5 separate regions of the Mus musculus genome follow, and regions 1, 2, 3 and 5 are each linked to region 4. Evidence: chromatin loops called from intact Hi-C (ENCODE). Cell type or tissue: left cerebral cortex. All regions are shown on one strand. Each heading gives the region's core, and the rest is flanking DNA. Links, peaks and the distances in the headings are about the cores only. Region 1 has its middle 12 kb from the start of Olfr459. Region 2 holds the start of Tmem139 (transmembrane protein 139). Region 3 has its middle 18 kb from the start of Tas2r144. Region 4 holds the start of Ephb6 (Eph receptor B6). Region 5 overlaps Casp2 (caspase 2).

Region 1 (5,962 bases), core at 1,145-5,144, 160 kb after region 4:
GGGTGTGCACTGCTCACTCCCTGTTTAGACTGTGTGTGCAGTGACCATGCACATGCAACTGTCATATCCCATACTATCTGTAACGATAAGGAATCAGAATGACTAGCAGTGCTGTGAACTCCTTCACCTCTTTCCTCTGAGTCTTGCTTCCCACAAGTTGTTCCCAGCTGATCAGTGTGGGTGGCTGAGACAGCCAAAAAGGGTGACAGAGACTCAAGAACAGTGGCTTTGATTAATTTTGTTAGGTCTTCCTCGAGTCTCATACTGATCCATGGACCAGTTCACCTTTTATTTTTCTTCATTTGTTTTTATTGGCCCCCATAGGAAGAACAGCAATATCATTCCACCTTTTCTTTCACAACAGTCTCACATTTGCATCAAGATCTGCCTTCTCTACTCTAGGATTTCTTCTACTTCTCTTGCCACATTTCCCTAGGGAATCTTCTAGACTCTTGAGTTTACTTAGTGTTTGCTTCTTGGAGAAACTATCCTGACTCAGGGTAGACCTGCCTTGAGTAAATTTACAGGATACAAATGACTATTGGCAAAGAGGGATTCATGTATCTGGTAGTGTTCCCTTAGAAATTCCCTAGTGTTCTGTTTGCAGGCCGCAGGTCCTGTTGCTGGGTCACACCTTTTTCCTTGTTCTCCTAATGGGACCATTGGCTCTGTCTGAACTTTGAATCTCATATTAAGCTTTCAATCTAAGGGCATCAAAGGATTCTGAGCTTGCTCCTGGCCTGGTTTCTGCCACTGAAACATTACTCATTTTGTGGTCACAACAGGGACAATTGAAAATGATCATTTTTCATTGTTAGAACACCACTAATGTCAAGGCTCAGGAAACATGTTTGTGCTAATAAATGCTGAAGAAAAAGTTCCAGAGAAAATACAGCAAGATAACATGACAGTCTATTGACCTTCAATTCTCCACCCATGCAGGCCAAAGAGCTAAGAAGCATGCTTACTGGAAAAAGGAAATTCACAGGAGCTAACATGAAAATGCATCTCCACAAGGCTCATATGTGTGGGTATCTTATACAGATCAGCTCTGCAATCTCTTATACTCTACACGTCCACCCTGGTGGGCTCAAAAGAGCAACATGAAGAAAGTTCCAGGAAATAATGAACACCTATCCTCAGACTAAAAAAGGAGAAGGCTCTTGTCTTCTCCCAGGGAGGATGATGGAGAGTTTTGTGCTGATACAGAAATAGGGATTATGCAAATACTATGGTGACTCATCTTGAAGAGTCTTCATCCAAGTGGGTCACCCTACTACTCACTTGAACTAGGATGATCAGTCAGCAAAATCCTTGCCTGAAGCATGAAGCCCAGACTATGATTCTCAAAACCCAAATAAAAAGTTGGATGTGGTAGCATAAGCTTTAATCCCAGCACTAGCAAGGCAGATGATTTCTTGTCCCCTGCCACATACATATCAGCACCCATGCCCGCACCCATGCCCCCCCGCCTTCAAGCATACTACCCGACTGAGATAAGGAGCCTTCAGTGTTGCAAAGCTTTCATTTGAACAGCTAGTGAAGGAGTTGAAGGTAATTGCAAGCAGTGCAAAATGCAGATGCACTTGTATGAACTTGTGCTGTGAGAAGGTCATTTGAATGTCTGTCTCCCAAAGGCATCATCAGCTAAGGAAAAGACAATGAATTCCAGGTAAGTAAAAAGTCATCATCTCTTTTTCTCTGACATGATGTCATAGGATTCAGGATACAAATGGAGGACCACAATATAATGATGAGGGATAATAGAACATGCTACTCTTGTTCCCCTTCAGTGTCTACATTAATGGGCACTAGTGGTCAAGGAAGAACATATTCATTGAATTAGGTGCAATACAGACAGAACGGGCCTTAAATGCCACACAAGGGAAGACAAGGCACATTTGATGAAGCATGTTGAAGGCAGTGGTTGAAGGAAAAATACCTTTTCTATTTGTAATTCTATTATGTAGGTATGTCTCTGTATCACATGTGTGCCTGGTGCCTATAGAGGCCAGAAAAGGGTATCGGATTCCATGAAGCTGGTATTTCATACAGTTGAAAACCATAAAGTGGGTGCTGGAAATGAAACCCGGGTCCTCTGCAAAAAGAACAAGTGCTTGTAACTGCTGAGTCTATTATGGCAATCTTTAGAGACAAGTATCTTCCAGTGCTTTGGGTTTATCCAATTTGGTGATCATCAAAATTGTGTAGCCCCGCAGATAACTTGGTGGTTGTGTGGCAATTTAGGAGTTCTATTGACTTATTCAGAATGAAACTAAACTAACCCTCTGGTAGACAAAAGGAAAAACAGAGTAACATAAATTTTACAGCTTAGATGGTTTTAAGAGTAGAGAAGAAATAAATTGCATCTCATCTAGCTTGAATTGGAGCTGCCCAATTTAAGAACAAGTACTAATTAGCTAACAGGAAAGCTCAGCTGTGACTTGGCTAAAAATGGGACCTCTTGCAAAATGCACTTAAAATTGAGCTCTACGGAGCTGATTCACATTCAGTCCATGTGAAAACTGGACTCGTACTCACAAAACAACATGTGGAAAAGAGTTTGGCATATTTTTAAAACTGAAGTGTACTTTTTGAAGATATGGCCATCTAGCTTGTGTATGGTATCACTGCAAGTGATCTCTGGACTGGAGAATTGAGATGACGCCCTTTAGGTCATGTGTCCCTAGCTGAATTTACTTGATTGGCTACAAGTCAATCTAATAACCAAGAGAGGATCTGGGAATAAGAAGGGCATCTTTAATAAAAGAAAGAGAAGGGAGATAGGCTTCGAATGCTTTTGAAGCTTTGCAATGATGTTTGGAGAATATAATGAGCTTGGGAGAAAATTGAAGCAGTCATTTTTAAAGCCTTACATTAGTGGCAACTCCAAACCTTTCAAGTAACTGAATCATAAATTAACATGGTCTATTTTAAAAACCATTCTGATTGAATTTAAAACTTTGTCTAGGTATGCATGGTAGTTTTGATTTCGATGCTTAATTTAATTCATCCACACTGTAACTTTATCATAAATAAAAATTATAATTCTTTAAATATTGGAGATGGAATCATTTTTGTTTTTGCATTTGTTTGGTAGCCAGCTCTGAGTGCCTCAAAGTCATCATCCTCCTGCCTCAGCCTCCCAAGAGTTGGCATTGCAGGTGTGAGACATTGTGCTGACATCTCTTTATCATAGTCTTGCTGAGATACTATAGAAAAGTGTGCAACTCATGAACGACCGATCAAGCCTCAAGGAAAGGGGGCTCCATTAGTGTTAGGAGACAGGAGAGTAACTGCTTTCCATCCACTTTTGCACTGTTTGGAAACCATTTAAAGTTATTAATAATTCATCAAAACACATGGAATAATCCTTGAAACAAATAATTACATGTGAATCAAAGAAAAGCAATCTCATGTGAACAGAGTGCTATCAGGAGTTGTCCGACCAAGTTTGAACCCCATCTTGGCCCTCTACTTCATAAATGGGCTTGAATGTAGGATTTTATTTGAGTCTATCTTATTTTCTTTATTCATAACATGTGACAGACCATAACTGAATTCTGGCAGACTGGTTCCAAGTCTCCCGTAGATGCAAAACCATGAATACTCAAATCTCTGATATAAAATGATGTAGTATTTGCATATGACATACACATGTCTTCCTATGTCCATTTTTATTTCCCTGTTACTTTAAGTCATCTCTAGTTAATATGTATTATGAGGGGGATGCTCCCCACTTTCTGTTATACTATAGCTCTTCAGGAACAGTGATGAGAGGAAGTCATCATGTACTCAGAACAGATACAACTGTCGGGAGGGGAGCTCTGCATCAGAGCGTGGTTGAATTTGCATTTGCAGAATCCATGACTTTGGACCACTGCTGGTGGTTAACTTAGATGGCTGTGGTGGAGATCAGAAGACACATCTGTATGGTTTTTGCCGCACAGAGAAAGGTTATGCTACCACACGAACCAATGAGACACCTTCTGCTACTTATTTTTCTCCAGACAGTAGCTCAGTACAGTCTTCATTTTAAAACTATTCATAGTTTCTGGCTCATACAAATAACTGTTATCATTCTCAAAAAGTGACATATGTGGCTACAAAGATGGCTGAAGGTGCTCACCAAGACTGAAGACCTAAGTTTGACCTGGAACTCACATGGTAGGAGAAAAACAACTGCTGAAAATTGTTCTGATCTCTATTTGTGTGCCATGGCATGCTTACACACTTACACCAATTAATTGATTAATTATATGTAAACAGGAGAAAAAAATCATGGACTTCTCTGAAGCAAGTTTTTGAAATTCAAATTGCTTCAGAAATTTATCCTTCTTAATTTTCAAAATTTGTGTCCCCAATGTGCTCACTTCTCTTTTTTTCTTTTGCTCCCCTAGCATTGGAAATGCACATTTACTCTAATCCCTGCCCCATTCTTCCTAACAGCTTCCAGACAGTTCAGCCTAGGGGAGGTCAGATATCCTGTGTGCATTACTAATAGTGACCACTAGGTGGAAGTGGTGACACACCTTTGGGAAGACAGGGATCTGAGCGATGGCAAAGTGCCCATGTAGATTCTGGCTTTTTAGAAGATGGGCCCTAACAATAATTATTTATTACAGTTAACTAATTTATAAACATGAGGAAATTATATTAGTGTCAGCAATTCCCTCCAGCCAAAGTGTTTTCATATCACCTCTGGCCACTGTAATTGGCATCATCCAAAGAAACAGCAGGTTTGCTCTGGGCATATCCTAATTTAGCAGTCTAGTCTCAGGTCTCTTGTCTCTCCATCACTGTGTACTGTGTCCATCTGTGCACCACATATTAACATGGACATAACATTCACAGTGCTTGTGTACACTGTGAGAGCCTTTGGAAATTGGAGGATAATCTGGACTAGTATGAGGTAGAGAGCATGGCTGGCTGCAAATAACAGAAGGGGGTGTCAACCAAAATCCTTTAGTGAAGGTTTCCTTGTCTCAATGGTCAGAAATCCTGAGCCACCCTCTTTCACACAGTTACAGGTTATAATCTGTATCCATTTAAATATTTGATAATGCAAAATTGCAAAAGCAATAACATGTCCAAAGAGAAGGTGTTTTGTCAGAGAACAGATGACATCTCTCAGGTAGTTAACATGTGACCATGCCTGGTGTGTGCATGCATATGTCAGCATGTTGCAGTGGTAATGGTTAGGAGGCACCAACATGTGCTTTGGTGTTGGCCACACTTGAATTAAATTTAATTCGTGTTTAGGTGTTTCTTAACTTCCAGGCCCCCATTTCCCATTTGTAAAATGGAGACCAAAATTTTTTCTTAACCAAGTCATTGTGAGTATTAGAAACCATGCTGACAATGTACAATCATGACACACTAAGTTCACACTTGTGCAGTCTCAGGCACTCCTATTCTCCAGTCCCACTGTAAGCCATCCAGGCTTATACTCCCTGGATTTTGTTTGCATGGGCTCTTGCTGTCTCATAAGCCCTCATTCCATTCCTCACTAACTCATATAACCTCTGTGAATCCACCTTTCATATCCTCAAATCTCCCGTTCTGCTCTAGAGGGAGTCATTCTTTGTACTACACAATACTATCGATCCTCCATTTTATGATGAGATAGATTCTAAAGCCATTTTAAATGCAGAAACTACTTCAGGCAGAAGTCTTTGCATATCATCTCTAGTCACTGTACCTAGCAGCACCCAAAGAAATAAGAGTTGCCCTACAGTAGATTCTAGTTGAATATCTCAGGTTCAGCCCAACGTCTTTTCTCTATTCTCCATCATGTCAGTCACATTCTGTATATCCACACATTTACTTAACATTAGTAGCATCCTGTGGCCACTGTGAACATATTATATTGTAGCAAACTTCCTAGCTTAGCCAAGCCCAATTTAAATGTATCCACATTCTATTCCTCTACATTTGAGCAAGATCTTCTAACACAAAGCCT
Region 2 (5,962 bases), core at 1,054-5,053, 660 kb after region 4:
TAGGCTTGAAGGAAGGATTAGGGGCAAAAGAGAGGGTGGGGCAAGTAGGCTCCGCCTTCTGTTCCCGGTGTTCCAAGTCTGCCAAGGTTTTCGGCGTCCCGGGGAGACAGGTGAGCCCGAGCTCCTGGGACCTCTACAAGGGGCGGGGCGCAGGCCGTGGGAGTCGGGCTGGTGTGGGCGGAGAGGGTCTGCGAATTCTTGCAACACTGAGTTCAGGAAACTGGCAGGGTGTTTACCTGGTGTGAGCTGTCTTGAGATTGACTGTTGCTGTTTTCTGAGAGAAAAGGTGTCCCTTTTCTTATCAACTCTCCAGCCTCCGTGCTGGCAGGACACTTGAAATCTGAGATGAGTGATTTACAGGAGGAGGCTTAGGTCAGGACTCTACGTGGGGTGTAGAAAAGTCACATTATGACCACTCGTGGTTGCTCTAGGCCTTTCTAAGATTCTTCCCCACTTACTTGGTATCCCTGTGGCCTTGTTGTGTCTGGGTTCACATTTTCCTCCATCCAGAGCATGGGCTGGCTCAACTGTGGCTGACAGCAAACGCTCAGGCTGACTGGTAAGTGATGAGTAGTACTCTTCCTAGAGTCATATTGGGGGCCCTCTGGCTGGGAAGAGAAAAATAGAGGTCTGACCTAACCAGGAAAAGGGCAAAGCTTGGTCCATCATATGGATTCCAGAGATTCCTGTGTGCACTGAGGCCACAGGTGAAGGAACCCCTGAAGGGAGACCCTCACTCCAGTCTCAGGAATCGAGAGCCCAGAAAGTCACAACAGTCAAGCTTGCTGCAAACACACGAGGTTTTAATGGCACACAAACCAGCATGCTGAGGTCGAGACCCATACACCACGCAGGGGTAGAGGAGTCCGACCACGACCCTATTTTCCAGCAGGCTTTATAAGGGGAATTAGGCCATCTGGCCAGGGGCTGGGGCCCATGTTCTCAGGGCAGTCATTATTATTTTTTTATTCTTCACAGGTAAGGTGGCTGGCCCTGGATCCAGCATGGTGTAGTTGGGAGCTAAAACAGAGACTTCAGGGAAGAGAGAGAGAGAGCAAAGAATGCAGGCAGCGCTATGAAACACTACGTTCATCTGTTCATCTGCGAGTTGAGAATCAGAACTGAACTAATTTCCCAGCTTTCCAAAGCAATAACCTATAATAATAGGAGACAATAATGGAGCTGCCAGAGGCCCTGAAGATCATTTGTTTCAGACTGAATTGAACACTGGGAATCCAAATAGAAGAGCATAATACTTTTACTTTGGGGTCTGGCACTACTGCAGTGCTGATCACTAGCTAACACACAACTGTGTGTCTTTCTGCAGGTGCCCTGGGAGGGGCCATGGTGCCAAGACAGTTGTTGGGGAAACTGAAGCAGCCATTTCTCTTCCTGAGCAGTGCCTCCCTCCTCCTGGGGCTGGCTTTACTGGTCATACAGTCTGATGTCGCCCCTGTTGCTTACTTCTTCCTCTGCTTGGCTGGCTTTTGCTTTGTTGCTTGCCTCCTGGCCTGTGTTATGGAACGATGCTCCCGATCGATGCCAAGCTCCAGGCAGACTGAGAATCCAGAGGCCTCAGGCCAAGCGCAGTGAGTCGATGGGAGATGGGCAGGATGACGGGAAGACACGCAAGGCCCTCGTTCCCTCTGTGCCCATCCTTTCTTAAGCATAGACTCTGCTTTCCTCTGTCACTGGTATCATTAAGAGCAATGGTCAGCAGACAATAGAGAGGTCTTTTGCAAGAATGGTGGAACAGAAAAAGGGGGTCTTCTTTCAGGTACCCACTAACGACCATATTTCTTCTCCCACAGAGACAATGGAGCTTTTGAGGTGCCAACCTATGAACAGGCTGTAGAGGTGATGGATTCACAACCACAGAGCCACCTCCAAGAGCTGGAGCAACCACCCCCTTACAGCAGTATCATAATATCCCCAGGAGTTGAGGGGGCACAGCCTAGCCAACCAGACAGTCCCAGCACAGGCAGTCTGAAAAGGCGAGTGGGCTCAGAGGGGACAATGACTGCCAGAGGAAACCCTGGAAGAATTCTTCGACTTAGGGGTCCACGAGTTGTGGCCACTGCTCCTGATCTGCAAAGCATGAGAGTGGCCCCCAAACTGGAGCCTAGTACTCCACCTCCTGCCTATGAAATCAGTTTTGCTCATGCTGATGATGACAGTGTTTTCTATGAAGATAAATGGATACTTCCCTAAGTGGTGCCCTCAGAACCTGTGCACTCATTTGCCCAGCATTTCCTAGTGTCTATTGGATCAGAAACTGGTTTTACCCGGACATCACAATCGAGGCCTTCAAAGCAGCGGGGAGTCGGGCTGTGGCATGTCGTTCACAGATAAATGGCACACCTAGATTCTTCTGGAAACATTCTGGAACCTATCTGATGACCAGTATTTCCAGAGTAAGGTGGAAGATGAGAAAGAGATAAGTTACCAAGAGAAGCTGGAGGGATACCTCTGAGTGACTGCTGTGTTTCTTCTATTGTAGACACCAAGTCTCCCTGAGATTCCTGATGGGGTATTACCTACCAAGATAATGAGAGCTTCTAAGGTTGAGGGGAGCTGAATAGTTTGCACAAGAACGGGATGCTAGTAAAAACATAAAAATAACTCGAATCAAATTCCAATTCCAGTGCCTCCTGTTTTCAATACCAAGCAGGCAATCCGCATTACTTTATAGCCTTGTCAACTGGTAGATAAGAGAATGAGAGGACACTTGTGTAGGAAAAGCGCGACCACGAGCTGCCCCAGCCTGGGAGAAGAGCGCCTCCTAGTGCTTTCCGTCTTCCCTGCATCCTGGCCCTGGAAGTTCAAGGCGAACAAGGATAACAAGGGAAGCCCAGCCCCTTTGGTCTCTTGTAGTTACTTCAGGAGGGGTCGGAGGAACCAGGGGAGGGGGCTGCGGTTTCCGCGGGAATCGATAGCCAATCAGGTCCCCGAGTAGGAGAACCCTCGCTCTTTTCCCGCCCCTTCCCGTTCCTTCTAGCGCCTCCTCTCTTCCCATTGGGCTGTGCGAGCCTCAGCGAGCAGTGTGCGCTTGCGCATGTCCCGGCGTGGGTGGGGCTTGCTGGCGTCGGGCGGAGCCGTGCGCAAGCGCGGCGCGGTGGGAGGCTGGGGGAGGGATGCGGGGGCTGGCGCGGCCCAGCGTTTGTTTGTTTTGTGGGTGGTGCGTGTGCAGCCCGGGAAAAGCTGGAAATGGCGGCGCCGAGCGGGAGGTCGCAGTCCTCCCTGCACAGGAAGGGGCTGATGGCGGCTGACAGGAGGAGCAGGTGAGGAGGGCAGAGGAGGGGAGGCGGCCAGGCGAGCGGCGCGGCTTCTTGGCCTGGTGCCGCGTGTACAGGGGCTGCAGCAGCCTCCCTTTGTCCAGCGCAGAGGAGTCTATGAGAGCGATCTTGTCCGTCCCGCGCTACTTCTCGCCTGCGGCATCTCACCTTTTCCAGAGATGCTCCGGCTTTTCCTTCCAGTTCTTAGCTGAGGACTTAAACTCATTTCTCTTTAAAAACCAGAGACTTCGCAGCTCGGCCTTGGGCGCATTTGACTTGGATTGACTATCTCGTGCCCTGCACTGCTTTCTCATATAATAGATGTTTGTCAGAGAGTTCCACACAGGTTTGGGGGATTTGAATCCTTTGAGAGGATTAGATGGTTCCCGTTTCTCCGCCTCCTCCGTCAGTTTCGATGAAAACATTGCACAGGACGACACAATTTTATTGTTTCCTGTCCAGACCTCTAACATTAATATAGAAACGGGAACTCTTACAGGACACGGAATCAAAGCGTTAGAAACCTCTCGGTGTTCTTTTTCTCCATTCCACTTTTCATGGGTGCCCTAAAATTCCAGGTGACTGGAAACTTCGGGAAAGTTCATATTTTAAGCCTGGTAGTTTGAGATAAAAGGAAGTGGCAGGTGTGCGGAGTAGGTGGAGCCTCAGATAAAACACGGTGACGACTGCTTCGTTAAAAATTCAAGCCTGGGACATAAGAGGATTTAGAACTGGAGTCAGTAAATTGTACCTGAGGATGCAATTGTCTAGAGAAAAGCCCCCTCCCCTTTATTTTTTTGCAAGGGTGTCCTAGTGCAGGGCCAGCATTTAAAGGCTACAAGGCTGTAATCCTGGCATCCTGATGCCTGAGGCAAGAGAATCAGAAACTGAAAATGAGTTTGGTCTCCTGGTCTAGTCCTGTCAAAGAGAATGAGGTGTTGGGGGAGAGGTCAGGTGCCCTCTACAGGAAACCGGAACATGGCTAGCCAACTGAAACTGGAGAGAGCAGTAGAGTGGAAGTCGAGGAAATGAAGCCGCTTAAGAAATGGATCTTCCTAATGACCTAAGAACTCTGCTCTACCATTCATTATATACCTAATGATAAACCCAGCTAACAGCTGCTGTATTCATTTTAATTTAACCAAGGTCCTGTATTTATCCCCATTACTGTGTTGTCTTGTAAGGTGATTCTTAACTGAGGTTTTAAATTCATGTAGAGCATGAATTTTAAAACCTCAGTTAAAATTCTAGTGAATTTTGAAATAGCAGGTACATTCTGAATATTTACTCTGCGTCAATACCTCTTGCTAATGCAGTTTCTCAGGACCCTATTTTTCCATCTAACTGTGGCCTGAAAGGACTTAAAGGAGCCTTTATACAAGGGGCATTCGACCAGTGCGTGGTATTTCAGTGATTGAAGGTGCTTACTTGTGCTCCTATATTTTACCTGCATTGAAATCGGGATTCATCTAAAAATCTCTGATGTATAAAGTCAACTGTTACACTGTCACTCCATTGTCATCAGACTTAAGCATTTTTTCATACTAAATAAGATCAGGGAGATTCATTGGACACATAAAGGATGTATATTGGAAATGGTATTCACCATTCTTGAGCATAAGCAGGTCTCTTTACAAATTTGAGAGGAAAAACTATGGAATCTTTTAAATACATTTATTGCTGGGAACTAAATTACCAAGATAATTTAACCATTGCTTACACTGTCCTTGTGATTACAATTTATACCGTGTTCACCATTAGTATCTACCTTCTGTGGCTTTCACTCAGTTTCACTTACCCATACCTTGTAGGATTTTTGATCACTTTTTAGTATTAGTTTATCATGGAAATGTAAGATATTTTTGATATTTATGTGAGCCATCTAGAGCAAGTGTGTGTGTCTTAGAGATATGGGTGTTAGCTTTAGGTTTTTATTACTTTATTCCTGTCCTAAGATCATTTTCAACTTAGGTTCGATTTCTAAGATAAAAAGTATGTCATGTTTTCTGAACACTAAAGCTTGTCTGTCAGAGAAGTGTTTCTTCTCTTGGATGTGTTTGTGCTTCTTTATATTAATTTGACCAAGTTGGCTCTTTGCTCTCCTAATCAGATCATTATCTCAGATAGTCTGATGCAAACATTCTCTAGAGAATTATACCTTATGTCCTTAGGGTCAGCATATTACTGCATAGTACATTCTGATGTAAAGAGATTTAACAAAATGTGCCTTGTGTGTGCTTTTTATCCACTTCTCTTCTGTGTTCAGGCTTACGCTTGAAAGTCCCTGTGTCTGCCTTCTTTCTGTAGGATTTTGGCAGTGTGTGGAATGCATCCTGACCACCAGGAAACACTGAAAAAGAATCGAGTGGTGCTGGCCAAGCAGCTGCTGCTGAGCGAGCTGTTAGAACACCTCCTAGAGAAGGACATTATCACTTTGGAAATGAGGGAGCTCATCCAGGTATCTGGGTGGGGAAGGCTCCAGGAAGATAAACTGGTCTGAGGCAGGCTTGGAGAAGGGTGTGCTGAGGAAGAGGAATGCCCTTGTCCGGCTTGAGAGTTTGATAGAAAACCTTGTCTGTGCATTCTCACTCTGTAAAGAGGAATTGCAAAGATGAATGAGCACGCTACTCTAGGAACCTCACGTGGAAAAATAGCATTACAGCTAGATAAATATAATTTAGTATTGT
Region 3 (5,962 bases), core at 873-4,872, 590 kb after region 4:
TAACTTTTCATGAAAAAAAGACTTGACATAGATATTTTATTTTTTCCATCATCATTTATGAACACTATTCCTTCTCCCATTACATAGCTGCTACACAGTTGTAGAAAAATCAATACTTTGATTGACATGAGTTGCCAACTGTAATTACTTATCTCTTGTTTACCTAACATGTCTTCTTCCCAAAGTCCCTAGTTCCTCTCCCTCCCACCCTGTCCCCATATTCACAAAAAGTAAATGGTTCTTTTTTGGAAAATAGTTACATCTCATTTACTATTTATTTCCATCAAAATAATGGTTATTCACTGCCTTTTCATGTTATGAAGGAGACTTGAACTTTGTGGAAAAATAATAGTCATTGTGTACAACTCTACCTAAGTACAGATAACTACCTGAATGAAATATGTAACTAATTCCTGGATAAATAAAAGGAGCCTAAAAGGCAAGTAACTAGCCATTGGTAAAGAAGCAGCAGAGAATTTTAATAGACCAAAGACAAATATGAAAACCCCAGTCAAAACTTACCCATTGACATACAAAAATTATTTCAATGGGTTATGAACTTAGGTGATTCTCTTCTTAGTTTTTTCACCCTATACAGAAGGCTCTAGTGCTATACCTGTTCAGAGACAACTATTCTATTGTTGTGTTTCCTATTTTCTCTAGAAATAAAAATTGTACTTGCTTGAAAGTATTACACTTATGAAATTGGAGATGTTATTACTGTTCAAAAATAAATATAACTATTCTGTTTTAAAAGATAATACTTTGAAGGCCTGAAAAGTATTGGAATGCCTCTGGCTCTAAGATCAACTATTGAGAAATGGGATTTCACATAACTGAAAAGCTTCTGTAAGGTAAAGGACAGTGTCAATAGGACAAACAGCAATATACAGATTGGGGAAAAAAACTTTACCAACCCTACATCCAATAAATAACTAATATCCAATATATACAAAAAACTCAATAAGTTAGACTCCAGAGAAACAAATAACTCTATTAAAAATGGGGTACAAAGCTAAATAAAGAATTATCAACTGAGGAATCTCAAATAGCAAAGAATCACCTAAAGAAATGTTCAATATCCTTAGTCATCAGAGAAATGGAAATCAAAACAACCCTGAGATTCCACCTCACACTAATCAGAACAGCTAAGATGAGAAATTCAGGTGACAGCAAATGATGGTGAGGATGTGGAGAAAGAGGAATACTCCTCCACTACTGGTGAGATTGCAGGCTACTATAGTCATTCTGGAAATCAAGCTGGAAGTTCCTCAGAAAATTGGAAGTAGTTCTACCTGAAGACTCAATTATACCACTCCTGGACATGTACCCAAAACATGCTCCAATGTATAACAAGGACACATGCCCCACTGTGTTCACAGCAGCCTTATTTAAAATAGCCAGAAGCTGGAAACAACCCAGATGTCCCTCAATAGAAGAATAGATGCAAGAAATGTGGTACATTTACACAGTGGAGTACTATTCAGCTATTAAAAACAATGATTTCATGAAATTCACAGGCAAATGAATGGACTAGAAAATATCATCTTGGGTAAGGTAACCCAGTCACAAAAGAACACACATGGTTTATACTCACTGATAAGTGTCTATTAGCCCAAAAGCTCAGAATACCCACGATACAACTCGCAGACCATATGAAGCTTAAGAAGGAATACCAAAGTGTGGATGCTTCAATCCTACTTAGAAGGAGGAACGAAATAATCAAAGAAGGTAGAGGGAGGGAGGAACCTGTGCGGGAGAGAGGGGGGGGGAGAGGAAAATCAGGGCAGGATAAGGTACGGGAAGAGATAGGAGAGCCGTCCAGAGGGTCAGAAAATTGAACAAAAATAGGTATCAGTGGAGGATGGGGAACTAGGGGTAGCCACTAGAAAGTATCAGTGGAGGATGGGGAACTAGGGGTAGCCACTAGAAAGTCCCAAATGCCAGAGAAGCAAGAGATTCCCGGGACCCAACGTAGATGGCATTAGCCAAAATATCCAACAAAGGGGAGATAGAACCTAGAGGCCATCTCCAGTAGATAGGAAGTAAAGGGATGGGACTACCCACCCATCTCAAAAATTTTAACCCATAACTGTTTCTATCTAAAGGAAAAACAGGGACAAAAAATGGAGCAGAGACTGAAGGAAAGGCCATCCAGAGACCACCCCATCTAGGGATCAATCCATATGCAGTCACTATTGCTGATACCAAGAAGTACTTGCTGGCAGGAGCCTGATATAGCTGTCCCTGAAAGGTTCTGCCAGCACTTGACCAATACAGATGCAGATACTCACATCCAACCTTGGGACTGAGCCTAAGGACCCCAATGGAGTTTAGGGACGGACTGAAGGAGCTGAAGGGGATTGCAACCCCATAGGAAGAACATCAACTAACTAGACCACCCAAAGCTCCCAGAGACTAAACCACCAATCAAAGAGTACACATGGAGGGACCCATGACTCCAACTACATATGCAGCAGAGGATTGCCTTATCTGGCATAGGTGGGAGGGGAGGCCCTTAGTCCCATGGAGGCTTGATACCCAAGTGTAAGGGAATGCTAGACTGGTGAGGTGGGAATTGGTTGGTGGATGGGGGAGCACCCTCCTAGAGGCAAAAGAGAGGAGGGATGCAATGGGAGGTTGCAGAGGGGAAGCCAGGAAGGAGGACATTTGAAATGTAAACAAATAAAATAATAATTAAAAAAGATGATACTTGATGAAAATATATAATCCTGACCATGATAACAAAATTTAAGAACTCTCCCTAAACCCTGACATAGCTCTCTCTTGTGAGTCTATGCCAATGCCTGGCAAATACAGAAGTGGATGCTCACAGTCATCTATTAGATGGAACACAGGGCCCCTAATGTAGGAGCTAGAGAGAGTACCCAAGGAGCTAAAGGGGTCTGCAACCCTATAGGAGGAACAACGATATGAACTAACCAGTATCCCCCAGAGCTGTGTCTCTAGTTGCATATGTAGCAGAGGATGGCTTAGTCAGCCATCAATGGGAGGAGAGGCCCTTGGTATTGTGAAGATCATATGCCCCAGTACAGGGGAATGCCAGGGCCAGGAAGCAGGAGTGAGTGGGTTGGGGAGCAGGATGGAGGAAGGATATAGGGGGCTTTGGGGATAGCATTTGAAATGTAAATGAAGAAAATATCTAATAAAAAAAAAACTCTCCCTAAAAGGTAGATTGATAAAACTCCTAGCCAACTGCCTAAAATAGAGGTTTCCCTCAAGAGGCTCTCACTTAGAAAGACCGTGATTGCTCACCAGTGGATGAACTAAGGAATTGCTCCACTTACAGAAAGCTTCATTCATCAGCTCCATCTCGTGGTGAAAAGTGCTAAGTATTTACATAACTCCTTGAAGGTGCCAGACTTGCATTGACGAGGTCACTTAAGACTTCTGAATCTGCAGAAAACAAAGACATGGAGATCTATGGGTGATATAGGAAAATTCAAACTAGCTACCTGGAAAATAACCACTTCAGCTTGCCAAAGACCATGTAAGTATGTACATACAACAATGGTCATAATTTCAGTATATATAGAACACTAAAAGTGGAAATATTTGGCTTTTAACATTTCTCTCATAGTTAATTGCCTTTTGTTTTTGAATCTGAATTTTTTTTTAATTTCCATCGATGCCATCAATGCATTGCAACATAAACTCAGAATTCAGTCTTGGTTACAAACTATTCACCAAGGCCAATATCTAGCTCTATGTATTTTAACAAAGAAAAAGAACTATTCACAAAGCTAATTATTGGGCCTTAATTTTAAGCATTTATTTAGAGAGGCTACCTAGCCTCACTCCTAGCTGAGGAGTTACTGCTGCAGGGGGTAGGGGGCTACTTTTTCTTTTAGATTATGGCCACTGATACATTGTCCATGCTCGAGTGGCTAGCCCCAAACCTATGCACATATTGTCAGCACTAACCAGTCTCAAAGGAAAATAAACAAACAAATCTGAATTTGGGAAGAAATAATGTTAGATGGGCCCAAGGGAGTTGGAGACTGCAAGTTAAATACAATCAAAAATATGTGGTATGTAAACATGTTTCAGATGAGTGATTTAAAACATTATTTAAAAAGAAATATTTCTCCATTGATTAACTTATTTATTCACTTTACATCCCAATCACAACACCCCAGCTCCTTCCAGTTCCCCTTCTCATGGCCCCTCCTCCATCTCTCTCTTCATCTCTGAGAAGAGGGAGGTACCAACCCACCATGACACATCAAGTCACTACAGGACAAAGCACAACCTCTCCCATTGTGGAAAAATACCTGAGAAATCCAACTTAAGAAAGGAAAGCTTTATTTCATCCTTGATATGAGGGAAATACAGTCCACAAAAGCAGGAAAGACAGTAGGGACATGGGAGACTGGTCACAGTAGATGCACAGTCAGAAGCAGAAAGAGCAAATGTTGGTACTCATCTGTCTTTCACTTCTTTGTTCATTCTAAAACCTCCCCCTATCGAATAGAACTTCCTACAGTTAATGTGAGTCTTCACACCTCAATTAATCCAATCTAGAAACTCCCTTACAAGCATGCCTAAATGTTTGCTTCCAAAAATTCTAGATCTTGTCAATTGAATGATCAGCATTAACCATCACAACTTTCCAAAGTGAATCTTTCCACACTTGTTAAAACATTTGCAGGACTTTAGCCTTCAGTCATCACTGCGTTAATTTTCCCATCATCTATTACACCAGGGATCAACCGAGAATGCCTCCACAAATCTGAACTCAATAAATCTTTTGGAGAAGTTATTTTCAGACTATCACAGGTTTTATCATGCCCTCAATAGCATTCCTAATAACTCATACGCAGAAAAGGACAAAGAAACAAAATGCCAGATGCATCTCCACATAGTGTGTTATAACCACTGTGGTTGACTTTCAGGGAAACATTCACAGGGTTTTCCCTCTCAAAAGACCAATTGTATGATAAAAATCTTTACTGCTAAGCATAAGCACATTTTCTCCCTCAGATGATGTAAGATTACTTCTCTCAGCAGACCAACAACAGTCCCTCTGTTCTGCTGTGACAGAGCCTCCTGCCTTATGTGAACTGACTGGACCATGTACTATGTATCTAACTGCCAACTCTGTGTCTTCAGTTTGGACAGGAGACTGAGAGCAAGTGGTGAGCAAAGTCTGTGGCATCTTCCATTTTTAACTTGTAGCAAAAAGCAATGCCTGTTGAATAATGCAAATGAGCATATGCAATGCCTGTGTCCTTATATAACTTGTCACATAAAACTCCCGCTTCATTACAAGTCCAGTATTAACTCCATACATCCCAGAAATCATAAAGGCACGCAAATTTATATTCACCTGTTCAAAAGTTTCCACTAAAGTACTTCCCAATGTTGTGTCTGTCATGAGCACACTGTCCAAAATATTTCCAGTCATAAAAATTTGCAACCCATGGTGAAGAAATAAAGCTAATTATTATATTAATGTGTTTTAAGTATGCTCGTGGACAGTATGAAAAAACAAACATTTTACATAATTTATCTTTCAATTTCTTAGCCATATTTAAATAACATGACTTCCCGCAATGTCATTTAGCATGTTAACAACAGTGTTTCTGGTCATATGCATATTTGCTCGTATTAATAACTTTATAGAGCACACAATTTCCACTACATTCAATAGGCATTTCCACAACTTGCTATCTGTGATGAATTTCATGCTTCAGGAAGATATTTCAGTTAGACACATAACTGCTTAGTTTATAAACAATAAAGATAAAAATCTATTCACATTTCAATAGTCTTCTCCACTCACTAGATTTGGATTGCACATTTTTTTGTCTCTTGTCTTTGTTTCTGTAGTAGTTTGTTTCATAATGGCTGCTATACTATTTTCTTTCATTATGTCTTTTGTCAAATATGCACATAAAAATATTCATTAATGAACAAAGTGGAACATATGCCCCTCTAG
Region 4 (5,962 bases), core at 1,340-5,339:
GAAATAGCAGATCTGGAAGCTTAGGAAGGGTTCTTTTATTGCTTTTTGCTGGATTTCTTATCACTGAAATTACTTGTAAAGCTGTTTGTTTATAATAACATCAACTTGCATCAGCTGTTCTAAGGGGAAATAAGGAAGCAGAAAATTGCATATCTTTGGGGAGTGATAGATATTGGAGAAAGAAAAGCTTAAGAAGGAAGAAAAACATCAGCAGAAAAGTGGCAAAGCCAGCCAAGGAGTCATGCCATCTTGCTGAAGTTTTCTGCTCAGGAGACCGCTTAGGCACCACATTTACATTAGAAGTTGTGTGCGCTGGAGATAATGAATTCTGTGCGGCATATGCTTTATTAAGGTCTGCTTTTCAGCTTTAAAAATGTTTAAAGATTATTATTCTTTATTTATCCTTTCTAAAACACCCCTAAGCACCTAATATGGGACAAGTATTGAGCAAATTACAGCAAAGATTTATGCTAAACTTCAAATGGTACTCATTGCTTTGGTTTTTCATAGCTGCAGACTACGACATACTTTAGCTGATGTACTGTATACTCTCTTCCCACTATGAATACCTGGTTGAAGACTGGAGAGATGGTCCAGTTGTTAAAAGCATATCTTTACCCAGGACTGATTCCCAGCGTCCACATGATGGCTCACAATCATCCATAATTTCAATTCCGGGCAATCCGATGCCCTCTTCTGACCACTGGCACCAAGCACACTCACAGTGTGTGCCAAGGGCCAGCCTTGGCTTGGTTAGGGAAATCCTGAGGAAGGAATGTTTTGGAGTGGTGGAAGAAAAAAAAACCTCGAATTCAGTGATGAGTGTAAGCTGACAGCTCTGTAGTCTGCTCAAGACAGCTCTCTCTTGATAGGAAAAATTCTAAACACATTCTGGATAGTTCATTTATTTTCTGACCCAAGTCAGAAAGAGTGCTAAAAAAAAAATTCTTGTGTTTTCTGACCAAAGTCAGAAAACTTGCTAGGAAAATTCTACAAGAGCTCTGTTAGCTCTCTAATTAGTTTTTTGGTTTTCCAAACAAAGTCAGAAAACTTCCCAGACAAATTTCAAACAGGAACTACAATAGCTTTCCAGACAGTTCATCTTTTATAGACCAAAGACTAGTCTTTGATGTATATATCAATTCAGTCATTTGCCCTAGGTTCCCTTTTGATTATCCCATGAATCAGCATTTTATGACCTTAGCCCCTTGATTCTTGAAATATAACAGCAAATACATTGTTTTTAACATAGCAAATGAATTCAGAAATCTGTGTGCCTTTGTAAACATAAATAATAAGCTAGCTGAGTGGATCCCAAGATCACCACTCTCACCATTCCTGGACCTAAAGCTGCTCTATTCCAGGCTGACCTTGAACTCAGAATTCTATCTGCTTTTGTAAGCATAAACACTAAGTTTATCTGGGTGGGATCTTGGCCTGAGGTCACCTTTCCCTTAGTCTCTTTATCTCCTTAATATTCTTCTGTTAGGGCTGCTCAGAGAAACCCTGTCTCAAAAACAACAACAACAACAACAACAACAACAAACAACAAAATATCCGTCTGACAAACCGGCTACCTCTGTTCTTTTAGGTTCATGAAGGCCCTCATAAATTCATGTTACATCCTTATATTTTGCATAGGTGCAAAATTATACACTCTTGAACCCATTTTTCAGAGTTCTTTGCCATAGCCTTAAGGTCTGTCTTGAAAGTCTCAGTGTCACAGAGACAAATTCTCATTTCCTAGGATCGTTCTGTTCTTAATTATCATGGAATCATTAACCTTGGCAGAAAAGACTTTCCCCCTGGTGGGGGAGCATATATATATATATATTATGTATGTGTGTGTGTATATATATATATATATATATACATTTATATATGTATACATATGTGTGTATATGTGAATATATATGTGTGTACATATATATGTAAATACTATATAGTATACAACTTTATATAGATATATATAAAGTTAAATATATGTATTATTATACTGTCCAAACAAGCCTTACACCTAGCAACCATCAACACTAATGGAGGCCCACTCCCTGTTGGCTGCTACAGCAGGAACCTTGTGATGTCTTCCTTTCCCTTCCCTTCCCTGCCTGGGCAGGACTCAGCAAGTGTGTATACATACATCCAGGCAAAACACTGATACACAATAAAATAAAATATAAAAACTTGGTTTGAAATCATGTAGATTAGGATATAAGGCTAATTGTAATAATAAATTGAATCTTCTATGCATCCTGGATACAATAGTGTTTTTTTTGAAAACCAGACACATTCATGTTTTCTTAGCAAGAAAAAAATTGACTGATTACATAAGTCTAAATTAATAGAAACAGAATTTGTAATATGTCATACAATAAAAAGAAAACAAAGATTTTATTGTAATCACAATGCAAAGTTTTGCTAGAATTTCTGGGCTTCATAAAGAAATATCTATATTTTGGTTTTGTGACTATGTTTAAACATGCTTTATGTACTTTCTTACTTTTTAAAGTTTCCAGGCATGTAGGAAAGGCTGGAGGTACAGGGTATATGTTTAATGAGAGCACCAACAGCATTCCAGATGGTAACAGGAAATACATAGATGCCCAGATAGATGTGATGATAGATACATGGTAGAATTGTCTAATAATGAAGATGTTGCAAGATCAGCCTCCCCCCTTTTTTCAGTCGTTGAAAGCATTGGAAACAGTTAACCACAAATAAAGAAAGCTCTTTATCAGAAAGCTTAGAAACAAATGGAAGAAATACGAGTTATAGGCACACCAGTGTAATTGAAGTTTTAATGAGGTCCAAATGCAGGTCATTAAACTTAATCAGGCTTATTAATTGATCCTCGATATTATGAGCGAACAACCTCCTGTCCAAGTAGGGACTCGTTATTTGTCTTTATCTTTCTATCACTCATTCAGCCAATTCATTAACGACTGTTTCTCTCGCAGTACCTCAAGGAGTTTCATTGTTTGGTTTCTTGTGCATGTTGGCTCATAGTCTCTTTCACAATTTTCATTGGTTTCTAAATGTTCTTTAAGTACCAGTTATGATCAGCCCATAAGCAGCTAGCTAGTACTTTCATAAGGATGCCTTTGAATAAGTGAAAGGGGGTATAAGATGGGACAGGGTAATAGGGGCGAAGGGGTGTGCAGATTTCACAGGATACCTGTTCTCCCTCAAAGAACCAGCAGGTGGTAGCAACACTTCGTGCGAAGGCTGCAGCCCTGCTCCGCGGGACCTAAACAATAGACCCCCACAAACCAGTACTCTAGTTTAGAAATGGTTAGGGCTGGGTAGAAACTCTTCTCCCTAGTAGCAAGCTCGCTCTGTTCCGCCCCTGCATCCAGGTACCGACTGAGTGGACCTTCTACGGCCTCTCATCACTGTGGGATGGTACTCTGCGGAGCGCGCGCCAGGGAGGTGGCACCTAGACTGGGTGCAGCGACTTGTCCAAGCCAGGTCTGCGCCAGGCACAGACATCGGACTTCCCGGACTCCGCCCCAGGCTTCCCTGCCTTTGAGGCGGTTGAAGGTTCAATTCAGAGGCCCCATCGCTGACCCAGATTCAAGGCACAGAAACAGATACAAGTCTGAAGCTAGCACAGGGACCTTTTCCTTCCCAGACGCTTGCACTGTCTCTGGTTGTTCTGCCCTCCCGTGCTCCCAAGACTTGTTTCTCCTTCCACCTCCTCCTTTTTTTTTTTTTTTTTTTCTTTTTTCTTTTTTCTGCTCACGCCCACCTCAGTTCAATCCAGAGTAGAAGCCCCACTGGTTTAGTTCCTAGAGTTAAAGAAGAGAAAGGGAGGAGCCATAGGCGCAGCGCCTGGGCTTCAGCCTGGCCATCAGCTGCCAGCCAGTAGCGCTTTGCTCCGCTGATGCTCGGGCGCGAGCTACAGGGTTTTAAACACGCCTCGCAGCGGCGCCCACTGGCCGCCTCCTCCCGGACCCTAACTCGTGCGGTCCTCCTGCCCACGTCCCCTCCGCCCGCCAGGACCTGCGGGAGGAGGCCGACCCTCCTCGGCACACGGGCGGGCCCAAGGCGCGCCCAGCGTCTCCACTGCACGCCCCGCTGGGGATCCGGCGCCGCGCACTTGGGTCCTAGGCCCAGAGGGCGGGCTCGGCTCCCGGAAGAGGAGAGCGAGAGCGGCTGAAGGGGCTGGAGAGGGGCGGGCCAGGCTGGGAGAGACGAGAGGGGGCGGGCCCGGCTGCGTTCGCCCAGCTAGCGCTGGGGAGCAGCGGGCGTCCGAACCCGAGACCACAGCTCAGCGACTCCGATCGTGACACCGGCCCCCGCACGATTCCCCAGGGCCCCGCCTAGGGAGCAGTCCCTGCTTGCAGCCTTGGGTCCTCTCCCAGAATCCCAGAGACTCTAAGCTGCGAGCAGACGCGGGCCCCTGGGAAGCGAGGTCCCCAGACCAGAGAGGACACGCGCGACGCTAGGAAAGATCTGCGAGGTGCAGATCCACCGCGGGGGCCTCGGGGGGCGCAGACCTGCAGAGCTGGAGGCCGGCGGGAAGGTGAGCCCGGGATTTGGGAGGTCGGAGGGTACTGTGTCTGGAGAGTAAGGGATTAAGGTTTGCAAAGTAGAGGATCTCTCTAGCCTGGGCCTATGCACACCCTGGATGGGGGTCTTTTATGGGGGAGTACTGGGTATAGCTCTCCAAGGCGAGAGTAGGTTTCTGAGAGACTGCCCCTTCATCCATGCTCTTTATTCTGTGTGTCCTGGGTATTAAAATTCTTCCATCACGTTTCCATCGACCCTCCTGTGCCTGTGACTTGGTGTGTGTGTGTGGGGAGGGGGGTAACCTCACAAAGGTCAGGCTCCCAGCATTCAGAAAAGGTTTGTCCATGCCTCTGACTCCTGTGGCATCTCTCCAATCCCCTCGCTGCAGGGTGGAGCTGGCAGGGGCAAGGGGCAATCGACATCTACAGCCCCCTTAAGCCTGGAAATAGAGGCTTGGAATTTGAGCCCCAACCGTAAGCACGCCCCCTCCAGTGGCAAACAAAGTATCCTGCTTGCTCCTGCCCCAGCTCCACCCCCTCTATGCATCTGGGTGCTTGGCCCAGCCTGCCTCTGCCCCTGCCCACTGATCTTGGCCGTCTGGCACCCTCTCTCCTCCCATCCCTGGGGGAACTGGCAGGGGACCAGCATAGCTGATGTTGTAATATCCCTGGCAGTGCCCATGTAGAAGTGCTGCCCAGCCTGTTCCCAATCAGTTAACTCAGGCCCTCCACCCATCAGGGGAACTTGACTCAGGTGGCTCTGGAAGGGAAGATGATGCTTCTCAAAGGAGAGACCAGTGGGAGTGACTGGTAGGGCTGTTGAGAGTCCTTGGAGGCTGAGCCAGTAATAGGACATTTAGGGACTGAATCTTGCTCATAGCAACTATGGACCCTTGAAAGCTGTGAGCCTTTTGTCTTGAAGGAAGATTGCCATGAGTGCCCCAGTGTACCTACCTAATGACGTATGGATGAGTCTTCTCCAGTCTATTGGCCCATTCATCGTACAAGAAGATGAATGATAAAGACCAGGGAGTTACCAGTGTGCTGGGAATAACAGGCCATGATGGCTGAGCATGAGAAAGGCAGGGCCATTCTCTGGGATAGCCTTTCCCCAGCTCTTCACCGACTCATGAACCTGTCCATATGGTTTCCTATCATTCTTCCATGCCTCACTGCAGGTAGGAGGACTATGGGAACATCTGAAGATGCAGGAAGCCTTGGTTCCCCTTCCTCTACCCAATGCCCACCCAGTGCTTCAGCAGAAGCATCTTGCTAGAGAGCAGCTCACAGCCAGTGAAGATGGAGCAGGGTCCATAGCAAGGACAGCATTTCATTAGACCCCTGAAACTCAGTGCTCTGTGTTTTGCTGCTGTCTACTGACTCTCATGTGCATTTCCTTATACTCCACCAGTCATTTGCAGATTCAGGAACTACTCCAGGCCCCCAGGGCT
Region 5 (5,962 bases), core at 1,076-5,075, 670 kb after region 4:
GACAAAACTCTTTGTCCAATAAAGACACTATAGGAATCTAAGCTAAGTATTTAAGCCTGCTTTACTGGAACATGCAGTGCCAAGTACACATGTTACATGTTCATAACTAAGGCTGAAATGAAGCCACACAATAGAACAAGCACAGGAGCATTTCAGATTCATTATGCATTTGATTTTAAATAAGACACCTGAACAGATCACCTTTAAACATAGCCTGTCCCTGGTTCTCTTTAAGACTTAATGGGCATCTCATAGTGAAAAATATATTTCTAAGAATCTTCTAAGTTTTAGCTGTTTCAACACTGATCAAAAGTATAAATTTAAAGTATTATGAGTCTGGCGTTAAAACCTGTAACAGAGAACCAGTTACACTCAATATACGGTGGCAGAGTACACATTTCTGTTCCAGAAAGTAAGCAATGGGACAAATGAAGTGGACAGAAACTGCCCTGAAGCCCCTGAGTGAATGACAAACCCAGCTCAGCATCTGGGGTTCTTCATTGCAGCGTTTGCTCCAGCTAACATGAAAATCTTGCTCCTTGCAGCTTGGCATGTGGCTTATGTGGCCTCTTTGCTTCACTTGGTGCCAACAGCTTTCCGTATCTGGGGTCCCATGTATCTGGTTTCTCCATATATGATGTCTTTGTTTACATCTTAGCAGTCACTTTCTGTTTTACCCACTCAGGAGTTCTATACAGGGATCCAGCCTTACTGAGGCTACACATTGCCTGGCCTCTTGGCTTTCTGGAGCCTTGGTGTAAGTCTCTGATTCTACCTCCTTCTCTGCTGCCAGCTTGAGATGTAGCCCGGCTACAGCAGCCTCTGGCTTTAGCTGACCCTCGGAAAATACTTCCCTGGGTAGCCTGTATCCAGGCGACACCTAAAGATTATTTTTTCAGGCACTCTGTTATTATTTTTTAGGACACACCTAAAGATTATTTTTCAGGTACTCTGTTTTATGGAAATTTGTACCCTCAACCCTGTAACTCTTGATTGGGATCTTTTCCCCTAGTTTCCCTCTTTCCCATTGTCCAATGTAGAGTTCAATTTTTGCCTTAATGGCTGTGATAGAACTCTCTCCCATGATGTCTGGGACTGGGCTCTAGTTATCCTCAAGGACAAGTTTCCTAGAGCCTTTGACACCTGAGAGTCTGAGGCATTCTGGTAAATAATAAAGAATTTCTACCCTGTCCTTCATTTTAACCAAGCTCAAGGGCCTTTCTTCATGAAAGTGCATTTTTATATCTTTATGCTGTACACTTCACTCACTGTAATGGTGGGTAAGTTTAGTGAGCAATAGGTCACTATGGTGACCCATGTCACACAGCCTGAATGTTATGGTAAAATATACTCTGCTAAATAAATTAGTCCATTATTTAAATTCAACCTCAAGTTTTCAGAATATAGACGACTGCGTCCAATTCCTCACCAAAGTAGGACACAAGCTGAGTTCTCATTAAAGTCCTTGATCTGTTCTAGGATCTATTGAGCCTAGCCTGTGTCTTCATTTTTCTTAATTAACACTTGGGTGTCTTGAAAACCCACTAAAATTGCCCCTGAAGCCCTGCTTAGAGCATTCTGGGCTTTTTAGCCTGCAGCTTCTAATTCTCCCATATTCCTCCAACAAACTAGTTCCAATGGCCTATGAACCATGTGGAAAGATTATGGCTGTATTGACCCCAAACTGGCATAAGTTTTCAGTATTGGTTTTCTTGGACTGAGACCAAAAATTCTTAACGAGAAACAGTTTGTTTTGGCTCCTTGTTTGACAATATAAGCCCCCGTGGCAAGAAGCCAGCTCTCCAGTGGAGACAGGAGCAGTAGGCTTCTTGTATTTGGGTAAATTGTGTAGCATAAAAGAAGAGATGCTGGCATGTCTGGCTTTCTTTGCCCCAACCCTTTCAGTCTGGGTTCCAGGTCTTTCCTCCTCAGTTAATTCTTTCTGGAAATTCAATACCCTCAAAAATAAACTAAGTGTATCTCCCAAGTGACTGTAAATCTAGTCCAGTTGACAAGATCAGCTATCTCCCTACCTTTCAGATGAAGGTTGAATTTGTATGTGTTAGACTTCAAGAGGTCTCACTGGCTACCTAACTTCCCCTCTCCCTTATTTGTTTCTGGTAGCTCCAAGAGGTTTTTCGACTTTTTGACAATGCTAACTGTCCAAGTCTACAGAACAAGCCAAAAATGTTCTTCATCCAAGCATGTCGTGGAGGTGAGTGCCCTGGCAAACCAGCACCTGGGTGGTGGCTCCTGGGCAGCCTCCACCAGCTCTCACTTTCCTGTTTGCTCCTCTCAGGTGCTATTGGATCCCTTGGGCACCTCCTTCTGTTCACTGCTGCCACCGCCTCTCTTGCTCTGTAAGTGTCTCCCAATGCATGGGGTGTGCTAGGACTTGGGCAGCCCATGGCTCTCAGTCTGACCAGCTCTCTACACCTCCATGGCTGTCAGGAATCTCTTATCAGTGTGTGCTCTTTTCCTAAGAACTTGGCTCTTCTCTGCTTATTAACTGCAATGTACTTTTTATTGTTTTTCATTCCAGTTAAGGATTTCTGCTTGACTCTTCCAAATCTTCCTTCTCTTACCCTTGCATTTTCTCTCTGTGCCATGTTCACGCTCCCATGCGCTTGCCTCCTTTCTTTACCATTCTTGGAGCATGCAGGAGAACAGTACAGACCTCATGTCTGCATCATGTCTGCCTCGGACTCTCCTGAGCTGCTTCGATCCTCTTGCATGCAGTGTCTTCTACCCCTTTAAGAGCCAGGCCTGTGTAACATGGCTCAGAAGACACATAGGCCTCCTTCTCATCTAGAGGAAAACAGTAGTAATTAAGAATCTAAATTTGGAATCAGATTGTGACTCTACTGCTTAATAATTATGTAAAGTTAGAGAAGTCGCATCACATCCCTCTACTTTATTTCCTTCTTATAAACTGTGTGTAGTCAACTTCTTTAAGCTGTTGTGATGATTATCAAAATTGGCACCTAAGAGCTTTCAGGGTAAATGTGGAAAGAAAGCCAGTCACAGCTGCTACAACCTGGTCAGCATCCTCCCTGGGTTAAAGTTTGTATTATCCAAACATGCAGGTCCCTAATGTTTCCCTGTGTATCACTGCAGAGTGTATTTTAAAGTCTTGCAATGACTGTAAATTCCATCACAGAAGCAGAAGGAAATGTCTAGCTAGTATATGGATTACTAGGGAAGTTAAAGCAAGTGTGTGTGGAGCATCTTGAGTTTAAATCTCATGCCAGGATGAAATTTGTGTGATAGCAACTGTACAAGTAAGAGTATGCAGCAATGAGGTGATCTTGTCTGAGGCTCATTTGACAAGGCTTTTGTAGCTGCAGAAAGACTTAACTTAAACCGTGCATACATGCTTTATACAGGTGTGAAGAGAGCCTTTCCCAGAAAAGGGATGGAACACATGACAAACACAACATTATAAAATTTATCTTCTAAGTGTATAGTGTGCCACCATTTAGCATTATCCACCCACCCCAACTATATAATATATTTGCCGTGCTCAAATATACAAGGCTAAGCACCTCTATAAGTGATGAAGTGAGATGTGGCTGATCGTAAGCTGTTAATCTAGCTAATTACAAACCTTTAGTCATAGCTGAGATTTTGAGCTTTAACGGATAATACTTTGTGAGCTTAACTATGAAATTAATATGGTGCATTTTTCCAGGAACGTTACCGTGGAAGGGGAGCTGCGCTAAGAAAAGAACATGTGAGGGAGGGCAAGCATTTTTCATTCATAGATGTTTCTCTAGGCCCAGAGCACTGCTGTACACACACAGTAGCACTTAGAAGTTTTGAGTGAAAGAGGAATTGTATGTCTAGAAATGGGCAGTGATGTAGAAAGCAGTTGTGAAGAGAAGGTGGAGAATGTTTATTGATTAATATGCCTGAAACTTGAAGGCAAGAGGTAAGCTCTCCATCGCTTAAAGGACATCCTTAGCCTGGTCTAGATGGCAGTAACAACAATGCAGACCATTTTCTTCCTATCTCAGAAGTGTATGTAGTGCTGGAGTTGGAGGAAGAAATTGCTCTTTTTCTGGAGTAATTTTTGTTGCACTTAATCCAGTGTCTAAAATCAGGCCCATTAAAGTATGACATGAAGCTGAGGCTTCTCTAAAAGTTCGAGTTTGCCAGTCTTTCCAAAATACAATGATTGACTCCCAAGCTAGAAGGATAAGCTCAATAAGAACATAGTGTTTAACTCAGTGTGCCCCTAGATCTTAGTAAGAGACAGTGCCTGATAGGTACATGAACAATACTTTAAGAAAAAAAAAATTTGCCGGGCGTGGTGGCACACGCCTTTAATCCCAGCACTTGAGAGGCAGAGGCAGGCGGATTTCTGAGTTTGAGGCCAGCCTGGTCTAGAGAGTGAGTTCCAGGACAGCCAGGACTACAGAGAGACCCTGTCTGGGGGGGTGATTGAGTCAGTGAATCTTGGTCCTTTTCCCAAAATTCTTCAGGCTTTGGTTTGTCTTGCATGCAGGGCGTCCTGTGAAAAGGTGATCTTGGGTTTGATGTGCTGACCTGTTGATGTTCACGCTGTCAAACATATGTAACAAACATATGCCTGCTATGTCCTTCCTAACTCTAAAATAAACAGCAGCTTGTTCATTTTTTAGGAGAAAGTACTCAAATTTGTTTTTCTAATTTTAAGTTCTTCCATTTTTGAACTTCTCTAAGTTTGTCTACAAACTTAGTAAGCAAGTAAGAAAAGTTTTAGAAGTTTGAAAAACACTGTGAGAACCTCTGATCACACCTACTCTCATTTTTTTAAACTGATAACATAGTTTAAGGTTGTAATTTTAATATAGAATATGAATAGTAAGCAGACTTGTTTTTTTCTTCTAGGACTAAATACCACAATTTATTGTCTAATACGGGGGGAGTGTAATTTCTGTACATTATGCTAACTGAACAAGTTAATGCGACTGTCCTAACTGCATTTGCACTTAATGCTGAATAGGAATATAGGTACATGGGCCTGGCCTTTAGAAGTTACCCCTCCAGCAATGATACATGTTTAGAAAGTAATAACTTTTTAATTTTTTTTTTTAATTTTATAGCTACAGGTTGGAGGCAACAGCTAAAAATGGCTCTTCAGTCGCAATTGTAGGGACTTTGACAGATCTATAAAAGATGGAAGAAAGTAACATTTTTGTCTCTTCTGTTGGTCTTTTTGCAGATGAGACAGATAGAGGTGTCGACCAGCAAGATGGAAAGAACCACACACAATCCCCTGGATGTGAGGAGAGTGATGCTGGCAAAGAGGAGTTGATGAAGATGAGACTGCCTACTCGCTCAGACATGATATGTGGCTATGCTTGCCTTAAAGGTAAGAGTGCAAAAGGTTAGACTGTCCTGGATGTGGGGTTTATTTCCTTTTGTTTTGTCTTCATACTGAAGTCTACTTCATACTAGAGAGGGTAGAAAAAGGACTAGAAGTCTGACTTTGTGAAGCTTGCCCATGACCTTCACACCTCTGGTTGTAGGTAATGCTGCCATGCGGAACACCAAACGGGGTTCCTGGTACATTGAGGCCCTCACTCAGGTGTTCTCTGAAAGAGCTTGTGACATGCACGTGGCCGACATGCTTGTTAAGGTAAGTCCGTTCCAGCTGCCTCCACAAGCCTTTGCGTCTCCATACTGTTGCCTTCTTGCCTTGCACACTTTTTTCATCTACCCTTTTGGTTGGCCTGTACATGGAAGCACAAAGTGATCTCGGACTTTGGACCATTGGTTCTGCCTTCCCAGGTGAATGCCCTTATCAAGGAGCGTGAAGGCTATGCCCCTGGCACAGAATTCCACCGATGCAAGGAGATGTCTGAGTACTGTAGTACTCTGTGCCAGCAACTCTACCTGTTCCCAGGCTACCCACCCACGTGATGCCGCCTGCTATTCCTGCTGTTGGAGGCCACTGGACCACTGGGGGCACAATGGA

What was found. Peaks named below come from ENCODE experiments on the same cell type or tissue, not always from the same donor. Only the 100,000 strongest peaks of a DNase experiment are listed, where the experiment ranks them.
Region 1: a loop joins it to region 4, with 7 times the contacts of the local background. A loop is called at or near these places in 3 of 42 quality-filtered maps.
Region 2: it touches region 4 in a loop (8-fold over the local background); 9 of 42 quality-filtered maps call a loop at or near these places.
Region 3: a loop joins it to region 4, with 8 times the contacts of the local background. A loop is called at or near these places in 7 of 42 quality-filtered maps.
Region 5: a loop joins it to region 4, with 4 times the contacts of the local background. A loop is called at or near these places in 8 of 42 quality-filtered maps.

Annotation. Positions count from the first base shown.
Region 1 is chr6:41,757,379-41,763,340 of GRCm38, forward strand. No RefSeq gene overlaps it. Among named protein-coding and RNA genes, the nearest start is that of Olfr459, 12 kb to the right of the region's middle. In left cerebral cortex, for the core only: CTCF peaks have their summits at 2,648 and 4,512 (motif pointing right); DNase peaks (open chromatin) are centred at 1,242, 2,471 and 4,524; H3K27ac peaks cover 25 bases.
Region 2 is chr6:42,261,917-42,267,878 of GRCm38, forward strand. Tmem139 (transmembrane protein 139) reads left to right here and starts at 54. Exons shown (of 3, transcript NM_175408.4): 1 at 54-110; 2 at 1,328-1,589; 3 at 1,812-2,639. The coding sequence starts at 1,345. The coding sequence ends at 2,211. It overlaps Casp2 (caspase 2), which reads left to right and starts at 3,069. Exons shown (of 11, transcript NM_007610.2): 1 at 3,069-3,281; 2 at 5,583-5,733. The coding sequence starts at 3,208. In left cerebral cortex, for the core only: CTCF peaks have their summits at 2,785 and 2,996; DNase peaks (open chromatin) are centred at 2,934 and 3,889; H3K4me3 peaks cover 2,565 bases; H3K27ac peaks cover 1,117 bases.
Region 3 is chr6:42,194,599-42,200,560 of GRCm38, forward strand. No RefSeq gene overlaps it. Among named protein-coding and RNA genes, the nearest start is that of Tas2r144, 18 kb to the right of the region's middle. In left cerebral cortex, for the core only: a CTCF peak has its summit at 3,320 (motif pointing left); a DNase peak (open chromatin) is centred at 3,311.
Region 4 is chr6:41,601,296-41,607,257 of GRCm38, forward strand. It overlaps Ephb6 (Eph receptor B6), which reads left to right and starts at 4,216. Exons shown (of 18, transcript NM_001146351.2): 1 at 4,216-4,525. It overlaps Gm27549 (a small nuclear RNA gene), which reads right to left and starts at 1,010; the gene lies at 949-1,010. In left cerebral cortex, for the core only: CTCF peaks have their summits at 3,198 (motif pointing right) and 4,991; DNase peaks (open chromatin) are centred at 3,278, 3,428, 3,899, 4,120 and 1 more place; H3K4me3 peaks cover 2,285 bases; H3K27ac peaks cover 2,094 bases.
Region 5 is chr6:42,274,571-42,280,532 of GRCm38, forward strand. Casp2 (caspase 2) reads left to right here. Exons shown (of 11, transcript NM_007610.2): 8 at 2,125-2,215; 9 at 5,207-5,356; 10 at 5,514-5,623; 11 at 5,776-5,962. The coding sequence ends at 5,907. Among named protein-coding and RNA genes, the nearest start is that of Clcn1, 9.1 kb to the right of the region's middle. In left cerebral cortex, for the core only: no CTCF peak of the experiment used is centred there; no DNase peak of the experiment used is centred there.